Linked DNA regions of Homo sapiens: region 2 is linked to region 1. The links are chromatin loops, found by intact Hi-C in ENCODE. Cell type or tissue: ascending aorta. All regions are shown on one strand. Links, peaks and the distances in the headings refer to the core of each region. The heading gives the core; the rest is flanking DNA. Region 1 has its middle 35 kb from the start of PRKCB. Region 2 has its middle 35 kb from the start of RBBP6.

The links. Peaks named below come from ENCODE experiments on the same cell type or tissue, not always from the same donor. Only the 100,000 strongest peaks of a DNase experiment are listed, where the experiment ranks them.
Region 2: a loop joins it to region 1, with 5 times the contacts of the local background. A loop is called at or near these places in 41 of 110 quality-filtered maps.

What each region holds. Positions count from the first base shown.
Region 1 is chr16:23,795,454-23,806,856 of GRCh38, forward strand. No RefSeq gene overlaps it. Among named protein-coding and RNA genes, the nearest start is that of PRKCB, 35 kb to the right of the region's middle. RefSeq lists a cis regulatory region at 8,045-8,451. In ascending aorta, for the core only: a CTCF peak has its summit at 6,150 (motif pointing right); a DNase peak (open chromatin) is centred at 6,158.
Region 2 is chr16:24,498,903-24,510,305 of GRCh38, forward strand. No RefSeq gene overlaps it. Among named protein-coding and RNA genes, the nearest start is that of RBBP6, 35 kb to the right of the region's middle. In ascending aorta, for the core only: a CTCF peak has its summit at 6,043 (motif pointing left); a DNase peak (open chromatin) is centred at 6,039.

The DNA.
Region 1 (11,403 bases), core at 5,006-7,505:
ACTGCATCTGGCCAAGATTGATCTTTTGAGATGTTTTTCAGGCTTTTACATTCTGAGTAAAGAATGGATTGACTCCCACTGAACCCATGACTCATGATTCAATCAGTCCCGTGACCTCCACCCAGAGGCAGACTCAGTGCACGAGGGCCATTTTCCGCACACCTGTGATTGCATTTCCAATCCATCAACAGGACCCATTCCCTAATCCCCCACCCACCAATCTATCCTTGAAAAACCCTAACCTCCGAGCCTTTGGAGAGAATGATTTGAGTGATAACTCCAGTTCTCCCACGTGGCCGGCCTCACATTAATTAAACCCTTTCTTTACTGCAATTTCTTTACTGCAATATCACAGTCTCAGTGAACTGGTTTTGTTTGTGTAGTGCACAGGAAGAACCCAACAGATAATTATGCATGGATACCAAAATTGGGGGATCTCCATTACTTCTGGGCGAGAGGGGGATTTCTTGCTCCCCACTAGGCCTCCATGGATACCTTCCTAGAAAGGGCAGGAATGGCTCCATACTGCTTCCCACATGGCTTTTACTGACATCATGGACCAGGGGTGGGGTGGGGAGATAGGAGAATAGAGGGTTGGGGGGATAGGAAGTTGGGGGATGGGGGGGTTTCTTCTCATGACTGCTGGGAGGCCATAAAAATCCTAACTTTCCACTAGACCTACTATGACCCCACCCAGCAGAGAGGGAGACCTTGCTACTGACTTGTGGAGATAAAAGGCCCAGTTCCCTACCTGCCCTTCTCTGACACCACTTCTAGACATCTCATTACAGCCTAGGGAGTGTGGAATTCTAGACTATTCACTCAGCTTTGCTGCATGGCTGTGGGTGCATTCAGTTTTTTTTTTTTTTTCCTCCCCTGTGGCATTTCCTGGAGAAGAGTTATTATCATTTAAAAGTTTTCTGTCTTGCTAGGCTGCCTCTGCCTGCTCCCTTAGCTACAGAGAACACTTTTGGAAGAGCATATTTATCTGCACCTCTTGGCATTTCTGGGTTGCTGGCTTCTCCAGCTCCAAGTCTAGGCTATATCAGGCAAAAAGAAAACCCAGAGAACTCAACAATATGTCATTCCTTGAGTCCCGAGGTTCTTAACTGGCCTCTCTTCTCTCTGCCTCTCAGAGCCTTTTTTTTTTTTTTGAGCGAGGGTCTCACTCTTGTTACCCAGATTGTAGTGCAGTGGCATGATCACAGCTCACTGCAGCCTCCTCCTCCTGGGCTCAGGTAATCCTCCCACCTCAGCCTCCAGAGTAGCTGGGACTACAGGCGAGTGCCATCACTCCTGACTAATTTTTGTATTTTTTTCTCTGTAGAGACAGGGTCTCATTATATTGCCCAGGCTGGTCTCAAACTCCTGAGCTCAAATGATCCTCCCCCCTTGGCTTCCCTAAGTGCTGGGATTACAGGCATGAGCCACCATGCCTGGCTGACTTTTTTCTTCGGGAATTGTAATGTGCCCAGCTGTCAAGAATGGATCATGACTTGTGTAGGCCAACCATTGCTATCCTATTCCCCTTTGCCAGATACTCATGTTCTCAGCCTCCCTTGCACCTAAGGGTGGCCGTGTGACCCAGTTCTAACAAATGATATGCAAAAGAAGATCTTTCTGGAGCCTTCTATGAGTATTTTTGCATTTTCATTGTCTTCTTTCCTGCTGGGGACAAAAGAGAGAGGGCATGAAGGCTGGAGGTGCAGCAGCTATCTTGTGACCTTGAGGTGATAAGCCTAAGAGAAAGGCCAGGTGAATGGTTACAGATGAGCTCCCAGAGACTGCAGCCATGCATAAGCTCCTGATTAGACTCATTACCTAGCTCCAGGTTCTCACTGAGAAAACCAGAAATGTCTTCACAGTCTAAATCTTCGCTGGTTGGGGTTCTTTTTTTGGTTGTTGTTACTTGCAACCAGACATATTTTGATTGATTCAGGGAGGGAGGAGTTTATGATGCAGGGAAATAGCTGCTAATAAATTAATTACAGAGTGGATGTAACACAAACTGATGTTTCTCAAGTATTTCAAAGGAAGATGATTCTTGAAAGGGAAGGAGGGAAGCTGGAACTAGGGTTTTGGATCATAAACACTGAATAAATTATATGTTTTCACAATAATAGACGTGAGCCAGCAATCCAGGGTGGGAAGGGAGATTGGAGTGAAAGAAGCCACTTGAGTTCTCTCTGGCCTTAAGGGCCTGGAACTGGGAGTTATTTCTAGTGAAAGCTCCCATTTGAGAGGGCCCTGAGGAGCTACCCCTGGGAGAACTCTGTCTTAGCAGCAGTCACAAGAGATGCAAAAATGTGGTCAGGGGCTAAAGAAAGATGGACGCTCTTCAGGATTCAGTAAACTACCGAGGGAAGCAAAGGATGCTTCTTGATTTCCAACAATAAGGACGTTTTTGATCTCAAATAATAACTCAAGAAGTAGACAGCTATGGGTTAGTTTGGAGAATACCTAGATCACCAGGAACATCAAGGTTGTGTGACCAGTTGCCTGCCATCCACATGGAAAATCCAGCTTGGGAAATGGACTCTGTCTCTCAGTCTCTCACATTCACTCAATACAAGTGCTCCTGGGTCAAAGAAAGAAAAGAGGCTCTGGAACATGGCTGGGCGCAGTGGCTCACGCATGTAGTCCCAGCATTTTGGGAGGCCGAGGCAGGTGGGTCATTTGAGGACAGGAGTTCGAGACTAGCCTGACCAACATGGTGAAACCCTGTCTCTATTAAAAATACAAAAAATTGGTAAGACGTGGTGGCACATGCCTGTAGTCCCAGCTACTTGGGAGGCTGAGGCAGGAGAATCGCTGGAACCCGAGATGTGGAGGTTGCAGTGAGCCAAGAGAGTGGGTGCCATTGCACTCCAGCCTGGGCGACAGAGTGAGACTCTGTCTAAAAAAAAGAGAGACACTCTGGAACATTCTGGAAAGGGGATATTTAAAAGATTATTATTATTTTAGAGACAGGGCCTTGGTCTGTCTTCCAGGCTGGAGTGCAATCATAGCTTACTGCAGCCTTGAACTCTTGGGTTCAAGCAATTCTCAACCTTCCAAGTAACTGTGACTACAGATGTACCCCATCACAGTGGATTAATTTTTTTTTTTTTTTTTTTTTTGGGTAGAGACAGGGTCTTGCTGTGTTGCTTAGGCTGGTCTTGAACTCCTGAGTTCAAGCAATTCTCCTGCCTCAGTTTCCCGAAGTGTTGGTATTACAGGTGTGAGCCACTGTGTGTGACCTTAACAGTTTAAAATAGAGTTGGAAGAACTAGAGGAAAGAAGGAAATGTTGGGAAAGGTGTAGTGGCTCGAGGGATGATCCTTGCAGATTTGAAAACGTTGCTTCTCAGAAGTGATATCTCTGGAAATGAGGATTTCTGTAAAGTGGGAGGGTAATTGTTCACCAGGATACGAAATATTTCTAAAGGGGAAATAATGTCACATTTAATCTTTTTTTCCTTCCAATAATAATTTTCTCTCATTGTAAAAGTAGGGCATGTCCTTAAAGAAAATGTAGAAAGTACAAGTACAAGAAAAAAAAGAAGAAAAATAAATCGCTCATATTTCTGCTACACTAACAAAGCCGCTTCCTTTATTGATTATGTTTATTTTACATTATTTTTAAAGCCATAGGCTGGGTGCCATGGCTCAAGCCTGTAATCCCAGTTCTTTGGGGGGTTGAGGTGGGCAGATCACTTGAGGCTGGGAGTTCAAGACCAGCCTGGCCACCATAGTGAAACCCATCTCTGCTGAAAATACAAATATTAGCTGGGTGTGGTGGCACATGCCTGTAATCCCAGCTACTCAGGAGGCTGAGGCAGGAGAATCGCTTGAACCCAGAAGGTGGAGGTTGCAGTGAGCCGAGATCGTGCCATTGCACTCCAGCCTGGGCAACAGGAATAAAAAATGAAAAACAAAAACAAAAACAAACCATGCTACAAAGCTTGATATTTTGTGTTCTGTTTTCTTTTTACTTTCCCATTTCCATTATATTGTGAACAGTTTTGCTTATTATTATTACAGACTTTTGGCCAATATCATTTTTAATGCCGCTTACTAATATATGAAGTGCATGTACTATAATTTCCTGAATAAATCTTTTCCATTAGTTGGACAATTAGGTTGTTTCCAGTTTCTCTCTACTAAAATTGATGTTTCAGTGAAAATTGCCATGAGAATGCCCACCGTCACCACTCACCAAGCACTTATTGTGCTGCGTGGCTTCCATTCCACATTTATTTCATCCTCACAACAACCCAATGAGGCAGACGTTATTGTGGTTTATTTCCTTTTCTTTTTATTAAATTATGAAAATAAAATGTGTCTCTGTAAAAGCAATTCAAGCAGAACCAAAGGGGCCTAAGGGGAAAGACCAAGCCCTTCCTCCCCTTTCCCTCCAATCTCACCGCTGCAATTCCCCAGAGATAACACTCATACATTTCTTGTATACCCTTCCAGAAATTTTTTGTCCATATCCAAACACATTGGGAAATGGACTCTGTACTGGCATTTCATGGCATGTATTTTACTCTGAAACTTCCTATTAGTCTGAGTGACATATCTCAAATGTCTTTTTTTTTTTTTTTTTTTTTTTTTTGAGACGGAGTCTCGTTCTGTCTTCCAGGCTGGAGTGCAGTGGTGCAATCTTGGCTCACTGCAACCTCCGCCTCCTGGGCTCAAGCGGTTCTCATGCCTCAGCCTCCCAAGTAGCTGGGACTACAGGTGTGTACCACGGCACCCTGCTAATTTTTGTATTTTTAGTAGAGACTGGCTTTTGCCATGTTGACCAGGCTGGTCTCAAACTCCTGACCTCATGATCTGCCTGCATTGGCCTCCCAAAGTGCTGGGATTACAGGTATGAGCCACCGTGCCTGGCCTCAAATGTCTTTCTATGTCAGAAAATTTCAATCCTATGAGCTGGCTATAATTATTTTCATTTTACACTTGACTAAATGAAGGCTTAGGAGGTGAAAGACTATGCTGTTGAATTGCATTGTGTGCCCAGAAAAAGATATGTTGATGTCCTTCTTATCCTCCAGTACCCCAGATGTGAGCTTAATTTGGAAATAGAGTCATTGAGGTAATTAGTTAAGATGAGGCTGTACAGGAGTAAGGTGGGCCATAATCCAATACAACTGGTGTGCTTATAAAAAGGGGCGATGTGGACACAAAATAGACAGGCATAGGAGGAAGATGTCATAAGAGACACAGAAAGAAGGCCATGTGAAGATGGAAGATTGGAGTGATACATCTGCAGCCATGGAGAGATTGCTGGAAACCACCAGAAACTGGGAAGAAGCAAAGGAGTCCCCTGCAGGTTTCAGAGAAGGCATGGCCTGGCCGACACCTTGATTTCAGATTTCTTGCCTCCAAAACTGAAACATACTTTATTATTTATTTATTTATTTATTTTGTAGAGATAGGGTCTTGCTATGTTGCCCAGGCTGGTCTTGAATTCCTGGGCTCAAGTGATCCTCCTGCCTCCAATTCCCAAAGCACTGGGATTACAGGTGTGAGCCACTGTGCCTAGCTCTTTTTTTTTTTTTTGAAATGGGGTCTCCCTCTGTCGCCCAGGCTGGAGTGCAGTGGTGCAATCTCAGCCCACTGCCACCTCTGCCTCCTGGGCTCAAGCGATTCTCCTGCCTCAGCCTCTCAAGTAGCTGAGATTCCAGGTGCCCTCCACGACGCCTGGCTAATTTTTGTATTTTTAGTAGAGATCAAGTTTCTCCACATTGGCCAGGCTGGTTTTGAACTCCCGATCTCAAGTGATTGGCCTGCTTTGGCCTCCCAAAGTACTGGGATTACAGGCGTGAACCACAGCGACCGACTGGCTCAGCTCATTTTTTAAAAACCACCCAGTTTGTGTGACTTTGTTAAGGCAGCCCTAAGAAACCCAAACACATGTCAAAGTTTCAAAACTCGTAGGTAGCAGAGCTGGAATTTGAACTCAGGTAGGTGTGACCCTAAGGCCAATGCATTTAAACGAACAGGATCTATCTATTTTCTTTTTTGAGCGAACCCCTGTATATAGTGCTTAGCCTGTGCCAGGCTCTAGGCTAAGCATTGGCATGTATCTCTCTGAAACTGGCATTTCGCCTTCTGGGCAGTGCAGTAATTTCCTCCTTGAGGTTGTCTGGTGGCTTCCACCAGGGGGCAGACCTGGGCTTTCGTGCACAGGCAGGAAAATAACACACAAGGCAGGAGGTGGACTTTTCCCTTCCCTTCCCTTCCCTTCCCTTCCCTTCCCTTCCCTTCCCTTCCCTCCCCTCCCCTCCCCTCCCCTCCCCTCCCCTCCCCTCCCCTCCCGTCTTCCCTCCCCTCCCCTCCCCCCCCCTTCCCTTCCCTTCCCTTCTTTCCTTCTTTCCTTTCTCTCTTTCTCTCTTTCTATCTTTCTTTCTTTCTTTCTGACGGAGTCTTGCTCTGTCCCCCAGGCTAGAGTGCAGTGGCGCTATCTTGGCTCACTGCAACCTCGGTCTCCTGGGTTAAAGCGATTCTCCTGCCTCAGCCTCCCAAGCAGCTGGGATTACAGGCGTCTGCCACCACACGTGGCTAATTTTTGTCTTTTTAGTAGAGACGGGATTTCACCATGTTGGCCAGGCTGGTCTCGAACTCCTGACCTCATGATCCACCCACCTCGGCCTCCCAAAGTGTTGGGATTACAGGTGTGAGCCACTGTGCCTGGCCAGGAGGTGGACTTTCTGGCAGTTCCCTCTGTAGAGATTGTCTGTAGGTTTGGTCTACCAAAGCAAAGACCACATTAAAAACAAAAAAACAAAAAACAAAAAACAAAAAAAAAAAAAAAAAAAAAAGAGAGAGAGAGAGGATCGACCCAGACGATTGAGTGCAAATAAACTTCCATGTTTTCTGAGGGAGAGAGAGCCAAACACCAGGGGTACAGGCAGTCTGATTTCCAGAGAGGGACTCTGTCATGGATGTGATGGGAGATGTGTTATCTGCTTTTTCTCCAAACAGATCCTGAACCCATTCTCACTCAGCAAGCTTCTGATGAAAAAACAACGAACATTTGTGTCATAGGCACAATTCTAGAGATGGTCATCCAATAATTAATCTTGCCGGGTGCGGTGGTTCAAGCCTGTAACCCCAGCACTTTGGGAAGCCAAGGCAGGAGGATCTCTTGAGTCCAAGAGTTTGAGACCAGCCTGGGTAACATAGAAAGACCCTGTCTCTAAAAAAAAAAAAAAAAAAAATTAAAAAATTAGCCAGACATGGTGGTGCACGCCTGTAGTCTCGGCTACTTGGGAGGCTGAATTGGGAGGATCACTCGAGTCCTGTAGTTTGAGGCTGCAGTGAGCTATGATCATGCCACTGCCCTCCAGCCTGGGCAACAAAGCCAGACCTTGTCTCTAAAAAACAAATAAAAAATTAATCTGCCTTTTTGTGCAATGGTCTCAGCAGCAGCAGCCGTATCTATACCACATGACCTTATACCCCTAGCTGAAGCAGAGCTTAGGGTTTTGACATGAGAGATGTAAAAGTGGCCCCTTAGGAGGAAGTTTGCACATTCCTGCTGCTGAGTTTCTGCAGCTGCCCTGGTTGCTGGCCCTGCTAAGCCCTGGTTGTTCAGCCCTTCCTTGGATTCTGTTAATATACCCAGTATCCATCCCATAATCTTTCTTTTTACAATGCCTTTTAAGCCAGTCGTAGTTAGTTTCTATTACTTGCAAAAGCACAAAACAAAAAAAACCCTGAATTTATATGAATAAGAATAGAAAAAATAAATGATTAAGTATATTATTTAAAGCCATGCAGGCAATTAAAAAGTTATAAATAATAAAGTCATTAGAACAACCAGCACCCAGAAAAGAGGTGGAGGTTCTCAATAAATATTTATTCAGTGACCGCAGGAATTTACCCACAATAATATCAAACAAAACTGATGTAGAAACAAGGGAAAAGGGGATAATAAGGCTGAACTAAATTTCGCTCTTTTCAATGGAGACAATATGGTTTTAAGTTGATCAATCAAAACACAGAAGCACAATCATATTATTTAGAATTATAGTGTGAACGCCAGAGTTAAAACAAGAAAACGTTTTCTGAGGAGTGGGAGAGTGTTTTTCTGTCTCCTTCTAAACATCTCCTTCTAAACTCTCAACCCTTTAATAATTTGGCAGAGGGTTCTAAGCTTGTTTGGAAACCCAGGCTGCGAGGGAGTAGGACTGAAATCCAGAACTCGCCCGGGTCACCGGCACGAGGCACATCCTCCCAGAAGGGGGTGCTGCTTTCTGATGTGCACAGAGGTGCTCACAGGCCAGACTCCACCTCCTGTTTGCCAGTCCCATAGGAGACAATGGTATCTCATTATTGTTTCAATGTGCATCTCCTTAATTGTGTGTGAGATCGAGTGGTTTCTCCCGTGTCTATAAGCCATGTGAATTGCCTCTTCATGTCCTTTGCACTAAATGGAAGCTGTGTCTCATCTCGTTCAGAACTTTCTTTTTCTTATCTGATCGTTTTATTACTCAGCTCCTCAGTTTAGCTCATTTTTGGCATACTAGCTGGGTTTTAAATTCTCCTTTCCTCTTCCTTCTTCTCCTCTACCCCTCTCTTCCTCCTCTATCCCTCTCTCCTTCTTTACAGATTTGATTTTGTAAATACCTCCCAGAATCCTAACACTCCTGCTTAGTTCCTTGCAACAGTGTTTGGGGAATCATACATACCAATGACAGGAATACATCTCGTATCGGTTACAAAATATAAAATGACCATCTTCCTTTTGTTCAGTGCCATTTACTTCTGCAAACATCCCTCCATTCTTTCTAGCTCTTCCACAAACCCTCTGCATTCTCCTATGGGCTTAGATTTTTAGGGCAAAAGCCAAGACATCTTGGAGATTATTGTGCTTTTCAGACCTGCCACAAACCCCCTCAGAGACTAGGACTTTCAAAGTTGACTTTCTGCTTGCTTGGCTGGGGGAAAGACAGTGGGGAGAGGAAAAGTGTATAAAAATCCATAAATTAAAGTCAAAATGTTATTCAATTACATTTGGGTAAACCCAGAAACAATTCTGGAAGCACTTGAAGGCAATATTTATCAGTGATTAGCCCGGGGGGATTTTATGTCTTACTTTGTATAATTTTCTATAAATTAGGATTATGCATGAGTTTTACTTTATTTTCCCCCCTTGGGCATCTCTCATATATATATATATACACGTATATATATATATATACACGTATATATATATACACTTGTATATATATACACATATATATACACGTATATATATATACACACGTATATATATACATATATATACGTGTGTATATATATATACGTGTGTATATATATATATATAATTTTTTTTAAGTGAGGTCTTGCTCTGTTGCCCAGGCTGGAGTGCAGTGGTGCAATCTTGGCTCACTGCAACCTCCGCCCCCCAGGTTCAAACGATTCTCCTGTCTCAGCCTTCTGAGTAGCTGAGATTACAGGCATGTGCCACCACGTCTGGCTAATTTTTGTATTTTTAGTAGAGACGGGTTTCCCCATGTTGGCCAGCTGGTCTGGAGCTCCTAACCTCAGGTGATCTGCCTGCCTCGGCCTCCCAAAGTGCTGGGATTACAGGCATGAGCCACTGCACCTGGAAATATTTTTCTTTTTAAAAATTTTTTTCTGGCCGGGCACAGTAGCTCATGCCTGTAATCCCAGCTACTCAGGAGGCTGAGGCAGGAGAATCACTTGAACCTGGGAGAAAAAAAAGGAAAGGAAATTTTAAAAAAATGTTTTTTAAAAATTCCTTTCTTTTTTTTTTTTTTGAAACAGGGTCTCACTCTGTAACCCAGGCTGGAGTGCAGTGGCACAATCTTGACTTGCTGCATCCTCAACCTCCCGGGCTCAAGCAATTTTCCCACTTCAACCTCCTAAGTAGCTGGGGTGACAGGCTTGCACCACCATGTCTGGCCAATTTTATAATTTTTGGTAGAGATGAGGTCTCACTATATTGCCTAGGCTGGTTTTGAACTCCTGGACTTAAATGATCCTCCCGTCTCTGCCTCCCAAAGTGCTGGAATTACAGGCATGAACCACCACTCCCGGCTCTCCTAATATTTTTTATTTGAATATTTTCTAGAAAAATAACATCGTAAAATTCAGAGTAACAAAATGTATACAATGAACACCTAATTTCTCTCTTACTTTCACCCAAGAAACAATTACAATTAATGTTCTCTTATGTAAATTCCTTGTGATATGATCTTTGTAGTGTCTCTATGTGTGTGTCTCTATCTCAATCTCTAACTCTGGATATCATCCTCCATTCTTTTTACACAAGTGGGTATGTCACCTACAGACTTTTATGTCCCCAGTGCTACAACTTGTAAATTGCTTAATGTCAGAGCCCATAAAAATCTACCTCATTTAAAAAAATGGCTGTGTAGCATTCTTCTGTGGAAGTTCTGTAATATAACAAACACTCTCCCATTGAGTGGGAAACATTGTTTCTCATCTTTTGCTACTATTAATAATGTCAAAAGAAATAACTTTGAGCAAATATCTTTACTCAGATTCCAGCTTATGTCTAGGATAAATTCTCAAAACTAGAGTTCCTGGGTCAAAGGATTTTTTTTTCTTCCTCATTTCTAATTTTTGATAGCTATTTCAGAATCTCCTTCCAAAGAAGTTGTACCAGTTTATGCTCACACCAACAATGTGTGAAGCTGGATTTTTTTTTTTTTTTAAGACAGGGTCTCACTCTGTCACCCAGGCTGGAGTGCAGTGGTTCGATCTCGGCTTCCAGGCTCAAGCTATTCTCCTGCCTCATCCTCCTGAGTAGCTGGGATTACAGGCATGTGTCACCACACCTGGCTAATTTTTGTATTTTTTGTTTTAGTAGAGACAGGGTTTAGTTATGTTGGCCAGGCTGGTCTCAAACTCCTGGCCTCAAGTGATCTGCCTGCTTTGGCCTCCCAAAGTTCTGGGATTACAGACATGAGCCACCACACCTGGCCAGAAGCTGAAGCTGGTTTTTTTTTTTTTTTTTTTTTTGAGATGGAGTTTCACTCTTGTCGCCCAGGCTGTGAACTCAGCTCACCGCAACCTCCGCCTCCCGGGTTCAAGTGATTCTAGTGCCTCAGCCTCCCTAGTAGCTGGGACTACAGATGTGAGCCACCACATCCAACTAATTTTTGTATTTTTAGTAGGGACGGGGTTTTACCATGTTGGCCAGGCTTGTCTCGAACTCCTGACCTCAGGTGATCTGCCCGCCTCAGCCTCCCAAAGTGAAGACATTTATTTATATAAATGAAGAAAGTATACAGATAAATTACACAAACACAAATTAGAGAAACTTTGATCTCTCTCTTCTACTTACTAAATTAGCAACAACAGGTAATACCCCTGCCCAAGTGGTGATGCTATAAAATGTTACAGCTCTTTGGGAATACAA
Region 2 (11,403 bases), core at 5,046-7,545, 700 kb after region 1:
GTTTTGTTTTGTTTTGTTTGAGACAGCCTGGCTTTTTTACCCAGGCTGGAGTGCAGTGGCTTGACCTCGGCTCACTGCATTCTCTGCCTCCTGGGTTCAAGTGATTCTTTTGCCTCAGCCTCCCCAGCAGCTGAGACTACAAGCGTACACCACCGTGCCCAGCTAATTTTTCTATTTTTAGTAGAGACAGGGTTTTACCATGTTGCCCAGGCTGGTGTTTTTTGTTTATTAAGAGATGGGGTCACCCTATGTTGCCCAGACTGGACTCTACCTCCCGGGCTCAAGCAATCCTCCCGACTCAGCCTCCTGATGGCTGAGACTACAGGCGCCCACCACCATGCCTGGTCTGTGTTGGCTATGGTCTGTGTTGAAGCCTCCCTTACTTTGAGTGAAAAAGAACCTGCTCCTAGGCCTATCTTTGGGATAAGAAATTGTACTCGGCTCACCAAGGCCAGGGTGGTGGAATTACGGAACAGAAGCGCCCTCAGCTGGCAAGCTGGAATTAGACACACCCAACTCAATTTCTCCTGTGGAGAAGGAACAGCGAGGGAACACCAGCCCTCTACAGCCTTCCTTCCTCCACACACGCACTGCTACCCATGCTTTCAGAAATACTAAGAATTAGCCGAGCGTGATGGTGCATGCCTGTCGTCCTAGCTACTCCAGAGGCTGAGGCGGGGGGATCTCTGCATCTGAGAGTTTGAGGATGCAATGAGCTATGATCATGCCACTGCACTCCAGCCTGGGCAACAAAGCAGGACCTGGTAATACGGTTTGGGTCTGTGTTCCCACCCGTATCTCATGTCGAATTGTAACCCCCAATGTTGGAGGTGGGGCCTGGTGGGAGGTGATTGGATCATGGGAGGGGATTTCCTCTTGGGTGCCGCTCTCATGATAGTGACTTACCACTAGAGCTGCTCATTTAAAATTGTGTAGCACCTCTTCCCCTGTTTCCTCCTGCTCCAACCATATAAGAGGAAACTGCTTCCCCTTCGCCTTCTGCCATGATTGTAAGTTTCCTGAAGCCTCCCCAGCCATGCTTCCTGTACAGCCTGCAGAACCATGAGCCAATGAAACCTTTTTTCTTTATGAATTACCCAGTCTCAGTTATTTCTTTATAGCAGTGTGAGAACGGACTGATACACCTGATCTCTAAATTAAAAAAAAAAAAAGTTAAATACTAAGAAGTGATTTGCAGAGCTTGTAGGGGTAAAGCTGGGTCTAGAGAGGGCTCAAAAGTACTGCTTCCCCATATCCATCAGTTCAAAGAGTGCCTGGCCTCGATCATAGACTAGGGCAGAGCTGGCCTCCAGCATCTGTCCAAGAATGTGACCCAGACCTCCTGCCCCAGAACCTCCTAAGGGTGAGAACAGGCCTTTGGGACTCTGCCTCCCTCACCCTCACCACCATGACCCGGACCCTGTGTTTCTTGTTTCATTCCTTACTAGTCCAGATAGTCCAGGGTAGGAAGGCTTGGAGGGACAGAGTGTGGGATAGATGTGCACACACTGCAGCTCTGTGTCTGTGTGTGCATGCAGGGCCATGTGTGTGGGAAAGATGCAAGAAACGTCTCCCTAGGAGGGGAATACCTGCACACTGGTTGAGAACATGTTATTGTGAAAAGGTACCTTGGAAAGCGCTGTATCCATCAGCTTCATTGAGCAGATAAGGAAAATGAGGCCCAGAGAGAATAGACCTGCCCGAGGTTGGTCATGCTGGAGCTTACCCCAAGAAAAGAGAAGTAAGCGTGATGTGTATATTGGGTTGTGCACATGTGTGCTTGCCAAAAAAAAAAAGGTTTAAACACACACACACACCTCCTCCCCCACTTCTTCCTGCTACAACCATATAAGAGGAAACTGGAGTTTTTGTTTTGTTTTGTTTTGTGTTGTTGTTGTTGTTGTTTTGAGTCAGGGTCTCCTCTGCCACCCAGGTTGGAATGCAGTGGTACCACCTTGGCTCACTGCAGCCTCAACCTCTTGGGCTCAAGCCATCCTCCCACCTTAGCCTCTCAAGTAGCTGGGACTACAGGTGTGCACCACCATGCCTGGATAATTTTTTATTTTTTTACTTTTTGTAGAGATGGTGTCCCACTATGTTTTCCAGGCTGGTCTCGAACTCCTGGACTCAAGTGATCCATCCTCCTCAGCCTCCCAAAGTGATGGGATTACAGGCATGACCCACCATACTCAGCCCCAGGAGTCTTGATTTATGCCCCTGAAATGGTTTGGGTCCATGTCCCCACCCAAATCTCATGCCAAATCGTAATCCCCAATGTTGGAGGCCGGGCCTGGTGGGAGGTGATTGGATCATGGGGGTGGATTTCCCCCTTGGTGCTGCTCGTGAGTGCTCATGAGATCTGGTTGTTTATTTTGGTTTTGTTTTTTGTTTTGTTTTGTTGAGACGGAGTCTTGCTCTGTCGCCCAGGCTAGAGTGCAGTGGCATGATCTCAGCTCACTGCAACCTCTGCCTCCTGGGTTCAAGCGATTCTCTTGCCTCAGCCTCCTGAGTAGCAGGGATTACAGGCATCCACCACTACATCCAGCTAATTTTTGTGTGTGTCTGTATTTTTGTAGAGACAACATTTCACCATGTTGGCCAGGCTGGTCTTGAACTCCTGACTTCAGGTGATCCGCCTGCCTTGGCCTCCCAAAGTGCTGGGATTATAGGCATGAGCCACCGCACCCAGCATGAAATCTGGTTGTTTAAAGTGTATCACCTCCCACCTCTCTCTCCTCCTCCTACACCAGCCATGTAAGATGTGCCTGCTTCCCCTTCTTCCATGACTGTAAGTTTCCTGAGGCCTCCCCAGCCATGCTTCTTGTAGAGCCTGCAGAACCATGAGACAATTAAAACTCTTTTCTTTATAAATTACTCAGTTTCAGTTTTTTTTTTAATGGCAGTGTGATAATGGACTAATACAGCACCTGATCCTCAGTCTGTCCAAGAATGTGACCCAGACCTCCCAGGCTGCAGTGCAGTGGCTTGATCTCGGCTCACTGCAACCTCTGCCTCCTGGGTTCAAGTGATTCTTTTGCCTCAGCCTCCCCAGCAGCTGAGACTACAAGCGTACACCACTGTGCCCAGCTAATTTTTGTATTTTTAGTAGAGACAGGGTTTTACCATGTTGCCCAGGCTGGTGTTTTTTGTTTATTAAGAGATGGGGTCTCCCTATATTACCCAGACTGAACTCAACCTCCTGGGCTCAAGCAATCCAGAAGAGCAAAAGAGAAGAGCATGGCATGGCCACAGCGAGTTCCACTTCTTTTTTTTTCTGAGATGGAGTCTCACTCTGTCACCCAGGCTGGAGTGCAGTGGCGCAACCTCGGCTCACTGCAAACTCTGCCTCCCAGGTTCATGCCATTCTCCTGCCTCAGCCTCCCAAGTAGCTGGGACTATAGGCACCCATCACCACGCCCAGCTAATTTTTTTTATTTTCAGTAGAGATGGGATTTCACCACGTTGGCCAGGATGGTCTCAATCTCCTGACCTTGTGTTCCGCCCGCCTCGGCCTCCCAAAGAGCTGGGATTACAGGCGTGAGCCACTGCACCTGGCCCAGCGAGTTCCACTTCTAAGTGGGCAAGGATCAAATACACAGAAAACGCACATGGATGGTGGGGCCAGCCAAGGGTGGGACTGTTGAGGCTGGAACTCCATAATGGCCAGCTTGTCTCATGCTGGACTTGAAGTTCTTGAGAGCAGGCTCCTACTTTTTTTTTTTTTTTTTTTTTTGAGACGGAGTTTAGCTCTGTCACCCAGGCTAGAGTACAGTGGTGCAATCTCAGCTTACTGCAACCTCCACCTCCCAGGTTCAAGTGAATCTCCTACCTCAGCCTCCCAAGTAGCTGGGATTACAGGCATGCACCAGCATGCCCAGCTAATTTTTGTATTTTTAGTAGAGACGGGGTTTTGCCATGTTGGCCAGGCTGGTCTGGAACTCCTGACCTCAAATGATCAGCCTGCTTCAGCCTCCCAAACTGCTGGGATAACAGGTGTGAGTCACCATGCCCAGCCTCTAATGCACAAGTGTTCAGCAATGAACGCATGCATCCATGAATGAATGGCTGCTTGACAGTCATTAGCAAATGATTGAAGTTCTGCACTTTCAATGGGAATATAGACTTACACTTTAAGGGACATTCAGTGGGAAGCATCAGGCAGCCATCAGCATTTATTTCTTAAGCATCTAACATATGCCAGGCTGTTCTGGACATTAGAAATTCCTTCCTTCCTTCCTTCCCTCCTTCCCTCCCTCCCTCCCTCCCTCCCTCCTTTCTTTCCTTCCTTCCTTCCTTCCTTCCTTCTTTCTTTTTCTTTCCAGACAGAGTCTCCCAGGCTGGAGTGCAGCGATACAATCATAACTTACTGCAGGCTTAAACTCCTGGGCTCAGTCAGCCTCCTGCCTCAGCCTCCTGAGTAGCTGGGACTACACATGCATGCCACCTCATATGGCTAATTTTTTAATTTTTGCAGATACAGGGCTTCACTATGTTGCCCAGGCTGGTCTCGAACTCCTGGGCTCAAGTGATCCTCCACCTCAGCCTCCCAAAGTGATAGGATGACAGGCGTGAGCCACTATGCCTGGCCAAGAAGGAAACTTTCCTCCAGGAACTCACATTCCAGAGGAGACAGAAGAGGAGTCAGAGAGATTGGAGAGTGGCCTGTGAGAAAAATTCTACATTTTACAGTAGAAGAAACTGAGGCTCAGCAAAGTACATACTTACCCAGGCCACACGGCTGGCAAACAGCAGTGCCAAGATTTGAACCCATGTCTGTGTGACCCCCAAAGAGCCACAGACAGAGATAAATGAAGGAGGGAGGTGGAGAGTTTTCTCCCTGGTTCAACGAACCCAAAAGATGTGTCTCAAAGACCAAAAACATCCGCACCTGGGGGCCGGGCACGGTGGCTCACACCTGTAATCTCAGCACTTTGGGAGGCCGAGGCAGGCAGATCACCTGAGGGCAGGACTTCAAGACCAGTGTGTCCAACGTGGCAAAATCTTGTCTCTACTAAAAACACAAAAATTAGCCGGGCATGGTTGCACCTACCTACAGTCCTAGCTACTAAGGAGGCTGAGGCAGGAGAATCACCTGAACCCAGGAGGTGGAGGTTACAGTGAGTCAAGAGCACCCCACTGCACTCCAGCCTGGGCAACAGAGCAAGACTCCATCTCAAAACAACAAACAACAACAACAAAAATATCTGCACCTGGGAAATGCTCAAAGCCTTTTGTATTTCATAGATCCCAGGCCTGAAATATATCAGCTGGTTCCTAATGGCAGTCAGGCTCTTGCCAATCTCAGCATCACACTGTGATTAAGAGCCCAGTGCTACATCTCCGTGCCGGCTTTTCATCTGTAACATGAAACTATACCTACCCCATAGAGTGTTACAATCATGAAATCAGTTAATAAGTGTAAAATTATTTAAGTTCCCAATACATCGTCAATACTCGGAAATTGTTATTATTACCTCCAGCTTTCGCTTTCTTTTGTGTCCTTTGTTCCCTGATGATTTCTCAGAAGTAACTCAATAAATTTGCCCTCCATACAAATCTCCATTCTCTTAGTCTAGTGATAAAATCCGAGGGTTGGTTGAGAAGGACAGAGAGCAACCTTGGAAAATGTGTTTGTATGACCAGCGCGGTTTCACAGGTTAAGTCATCTTCCCCTCCCGACACTTTTTTCAGGCTGGGTCTCGCTCTGTTTCCCAGGCTGGAGTGAAACAGCACAATCATAGCTCACTGCAGCCAGCCTAAACCTCCAGGGCTCAAGCAATCCTCCCAGCTTAGCCTCCCAAATAGCTGGGACAATAGGCCCTCGTCACAACTGCTGGCTAATTTTTTCGTATTTTGGAGCTCTCACTTTGTTGCTCAGGCTGGTCTGGAACTCCTGGGCTCCAGTGATCTTCCCGCCTCAGCTTCCCAAAGTGCAGAGATTACAGGCGTGAGCCACCGCGCCCTGCCTGGACACTTTAGAAATGGTGTTTTGGGCTGGGTTTAGGAGCTTTGAACTTTGGGGTTAGCCTGACCTCTAGTGGGCAAACAGAAAACAGTACAAAGCTGGCGGGAGATGCTCAAATGTGGCAAAGCGAAGTCCCCGCCCTGGCAGGACGCTTTATTGAGTAGCTGTTATTGACAGCTTACTAGATGTTGAATTTAAGCACCTCATTGAAGTCCACACAGATTGTAAGTGGCAGGGTTGGGGTCTCCCAAGCCTGTCTGGCCTCAGAGCCTTCTTGTTTATCCACAAGGCACAGCGCCTGGCTGGAGAAAACCATCACGTTGCATCCAGACAGGTGACCCAGTGGATAAAGCCCTTCCCTTACATCATTGAAACAACACACACATCCTGTGACAAAGGTTATTACACCCACTTCTTACACCTAGAAGCTGCAGTGCTCAACAGCCTAGCCCAAAGTCATACTCCGTCCTTCATTCAATGCTAATTTATCACTCAGTCTTCAGCATAGTGCTGGACACTGGAAATAAATGGAAAGCAAAACACACAAGATCCCTACCCTGCCCGCAAAAGGCTTGGAGATTAATCAGTTGCTACCAGAACTGAGGTCCCCGTTGCCCAGGCAAATGATCTTTTTGCTATGACACTAGGAATGCCAGCTGATTTTCTGGGTGGCTAGTTTTTGGTTTATTTGCTTGTTGTTGTTTTTTTGTTTGTGTTTTTGGTTTTTTTGAGACAGACTCTTGCTGTGTCACCCAAGCTGGAGTGCTGTGGTGTGATCTCAGCTCACTGCAACCTCTGTCTCCTGGGTTCAAGCGATTCTCGTGCCTCAGCCTCCCAAGTAGCTGAGACTACAGGCACCCACCACCATGCCTGGCTAATTTTTATTAGACGGGATTTCACCATGTTGGCCAGGCTGGTCTCAATCTCCTGACCTCAAGTGATCCACCTGCCTCAGGTGTCCCAAAGTACTGGGATTACAGTTGTGAGCCACTGCACCTGGCCTGGTCTTCTTACCTGGACTAGAAATTCAGCAAAGATGGGGATACTAGGGCTTAATTTTCTTTTACTCTATCCACAGATCCAGAGCCTGAGTCCAGTTCTGCCTGACTCCAAATTTCACCTTTTTTTCCCTTTTCTTTTCTTTTTTTTTTTTTTTTAATGAGACAAGGTCTTGCTCTGTCACCCAAGCTGGAGTGCAGTGGCACGATTATGACTCACTGCAGCCTCAATCTCCCAGGCTCAAGCAATCCACCCACCTCAGCCTTCCAAGAAGTTGAGACTATAGGCGCACACCACGCCTGGCTAATTTTTTTTATTTTTCATTTTTTAAAAATGTTTTGTAAAGATGGGGTTTCACTGTGTTGCCCAGGCTGATCTTGAACTCCTGGGCTCAAACAACCCTCCCATCTTGGCCTTCCAAAGTGCTAGGATCACAGGCATGAGTCACTGAGCCCTCTTTTCTTTTCCCTTAATTTTTATCTTAAGGACGGGATCTTGCTCTGTTGCCGAGACTAGAGTGCAGTGGCACAATCATAGCTCACTGCAGCCTCAGACTCTTGGCCTCAACCAATCCTCCTGTCTCAGCCTCTCACGTAGCTGGAACTATAGGCACAAATCACCACGCAATCTCACACTTTTAACCACTGCACTATAATACTTTGTCCCTGACTTCTGGGCACTGTTGTTTGATCTACAAAGTTCCATGTGGTTCCATGTACTTACATATGCGTTGTTGGTCTGCGAGTTGGTTTCCTGAGATAATTTTTTTTTTTTTAGACGAAGTCACTCTGTCACCCAGGCTGTAGTGCAGTGGCACGATCTCAGTTCACTGCAACCTCCACCTCCCGGGTTCAAGGGATTCTCCTGCCTCAGCCTCCTGAGTAGCTGGGACTACAGCAATGTGCCGCCCCACCCAGCTACATTTTGTAAAGTTAGTGGAGACGATGTTTCACTATGTTGGTCAGGCTGCTCTTGAACTCCTGACCTCAGGTGATCTGCCCACCTCGGCTTCCCAAAGTGCTGGGATTACAGGCGTGAGCCCCCTCCCACCTGGCCCCTGAGATAAGGATTAAAGTGCAAATCATTTATCTGAGAATTGACCCCAGGAAGCACTGTGGGGGAATGGGGAAGTATATTAGTCTGCTAAAGCTGCCAAAACAAAATGCCATAGACTGGGTGGCTTAAACAACAGGAATATACTTTCTCACAGTTCTGGAGGCTGGAAGTTCAAGATCAAAGTGCTGGCAGGGTTGGTTTCCTCAGAGGCCTCTCTCCTTGGCTGCAGGTGGCTGACCTCCTGCTGCCTTTTCACATGGTTGTCTGTCTGTGCAGCAGATGCCTGGTGTCTCTCGGTGTCCTAATCTCCTCTGTTAAGTACAACCGTCGGATTGGATTAGGGCCCACCCTTACAGCCTCATTTTAGCTTATTAACCTCTTGAAAAGCCCTATTTCCAAATGCAGTCACGTTCTGAAGCACTGGGGGTTGAGACTTCAACATGTGAATTGGGAGGGGAGCACACAGTTCAGTCCCTAACAGGAAGTAAGACGGGAGGGAAAGACACAATGAAAGGGCATTTGACTAAGTAGGTTACTGCTGTGGGGAACCGGGGCTGATCCCACTGGGTACATCTGAGACAGTTTAGGACACTCTCTCATGCCTGTAATCCCAGGACTTTGGGAGGCCGAGGCGGGCGGATCACAAGGTCAGGAGTTTGAGACCAGCCTGGTCAACATAGTGAAACCCCATCTCTACTAAAAATACGAAAATTTAGCCAGGCGTGGTGGCGTGTGCCTGTAGTCCCAGCTACTCAGGAGGCTGAGGCAGGAGACTCACTTGAACCTGGGAGACAGAGGTTGCAGTGAGCAGAGATTGCACCATTGCACTCCAGCCAGGGCAACAGTGCGGGACTCTGTCTCAAGAAAAAAAAAAAAAAACACTCTCAAGCTAAGTGTGATGGCTCACGCTTGTAATCCCAGCACTTGGGGAAGCCTAAACGGGCGGATCCCTTGAGTCCAGGAGTTCAAGTCTAGCTTGGGCAACATAGAGAGCCCTCATCTCTACCAAAAGAAAATGAAGAAATAAGGCTAGTGCAGTGGCACTCACCTGTAGTCCCGTCTACTCTAGAGGCTGAGGTGGGAGGATCGCTTGAGCCCAGGAGGTCAAGATTGCAATGAGCTGTGATTGCACCACCGTACTCCAGCCTGGGCCACAGAGAAAGACCTTGTCTAAAAAATAAATAAATAAAAATAAAATAAACACTCTCAGGGTGATCCTTCCCTGCTGAGGAACAAGGAGTGGGGTGTTTATCTTTCATTGCCCATCTGTGTTGTCAATGGCTGCTTCCAGGACATTAGCTCCCCAGCACTCACAGTCTAAGAGAAAGTATTCGGGCTGACAGATGCAGCTGCTCACAGCAGGATGCAGTCAGCATGAAAAGGGACAGTGAGTGCGTGAGGATTTGGGTGGGGCACTGACTGTCTTGCTATGCCACCCCATAAACCCCCTAAGTCCATCAGATTCTTTTTTTTTGAAATAGGATCTTGCCCTATCACCCAGGCTGGAGTGCAGTGGCCCAATTGTAGCTCACTGCAACCTTGACCTCCTGGGCTCAAGTGATTCTCCCACCTCAGCTTCCCAAGTAGCTGAGACTACATTTGTGCACCACCATGCCTCACTAACTTATTTAAATTATTTTTTGTAGAGACAGGGCCTCACGATGTTGCCCAGGCTGGTCTTGAACTCCTGGCCTCAAGTGATCCTCCTGCCTTGGCCTCTCGAAGTGCTGGGATTACAGGCATATGCCACAATGCTCAGCCTACCTGATTCTTATGTTATGGTACCTGGCTCTGAGCCAACTCTAGTTTGTTTCAACAGCAGATCTTTAAGTGATTTTTCTACCAATTGTATGTGCCAACAAATTGCCAAGTCAAGTCAGAGCATTTCCATTACAGCCTGCTTGGTTTCCTGTTTTAGCTACTCTTTCCATCCCAGAGCGGGAGCAATTTCACTGTCTCACATTCCAGCTCAAGCTTATGAGTCAGGACTCTTTGGGCCCAGTGCAGTGGCTCACGCCTGTAATCCCAGCACTTTAGAAGGCTGAGGCAGGCAGTTCACCTGAGGTCAGGAGTTTGAGAACAGCCTGGCCAACACGGTGAAATCCCATCTCTACTAAAAATACAAAAATTAGCCAGGCATGGTGGCATGTTTCTGTGGTCCCAGCTATTCAGGAGGCTGAGGCAGGGGAATTGCTTGAACCCAGGAGGCAGAGGTTGAAGTGAGCTGAGATTGTGCCATTGCACTCCAACCTGGGTGACAGAGCAAAACTCCATCTCAGAAAAGAAGAAAGAAAGAAAGAGAGAGAGAGAGAAAGAGAGAGAGAAAAAAAGAAAGAAAGAAAGAAAGAAAGAAAGAAAGAAAGAAAGAAAGAAAGAAAGAAAGAAAGAAAGAGAAAGAAAGAAAGAAAGAAAGAAAGAAAGAAAGAGGGAAAGAAAAAGAAGGGAAGAAAGGGAAGGGAAGAAAGGGAAGGAAGGGAAGGAGAAAAAGACAAAGAAAAAGAAAATCAGGACTCCTTGGTTCCAAGTTGCAGAACCTCAGTACAAATTGGCTTAAAAATAGAGAGGGTGGGTTTATAGGCTCAAGTTACTGAATATGCCAGGCACTACTGGATTGGGTGTCCAAAAAAGTAGCTTTGGGAATGTGTCCTTTTAAACCCCTTAGTTCAGTTTTTCTGTGCTGGCTTCTATGGAAGGCAGGCTGTCGCTATGAAGTGGCACAGATGACCCCAAGCAGCCCCAGGTCTACATCCCATGGATACCTCTACCAGTTAAGATGCCTTTTGGAGACTCATAACCAAAAAGCTGACTCAACAAGACAGACAGCACCCAGAGACAGAGTCCAGAGGTGGGCTGAGCTTTCAGCTCAGTTGATTCATCTGCACCAAGATGAATCTTTATTCTGTCTCTTTACTCTGCCCATTCACAGCACTGGCTTCATCCTCGATCTGGCTTAAATGTATTAAAGCATCCTTTTCAGAAGCTCCTAGCAAGACTTTCCTTGCACCTCTTGGCCCAAATTGATTTTAACTTGTCCACCCTTGAACTAGTCACTGCCAAGAAAATGGATTATTATGATTAACTTAAGATAATTATCTGGGGGTAATGAATTTTAGAGAGTCGACCACTATGACCACCAAGAGATGTGTCTTTCTTAATATTTTCTTAATATTTTCTCTGGCTTACTATATTGTAAAAATATAGTATATGATATATTTACCATACAAAATACGTATTCATCAACTGCCTATGTTATTGATAAGATTTCCAGTCAACAGTGGGCTATTAGTATTAATAGTTAAGTTTTGGGGAAGTCATAAGATAACATTTGCATTTTCAACTGCATGGAGGGTTGGTGCCCCAAACCTTCATGTTGTCCAAGGGTC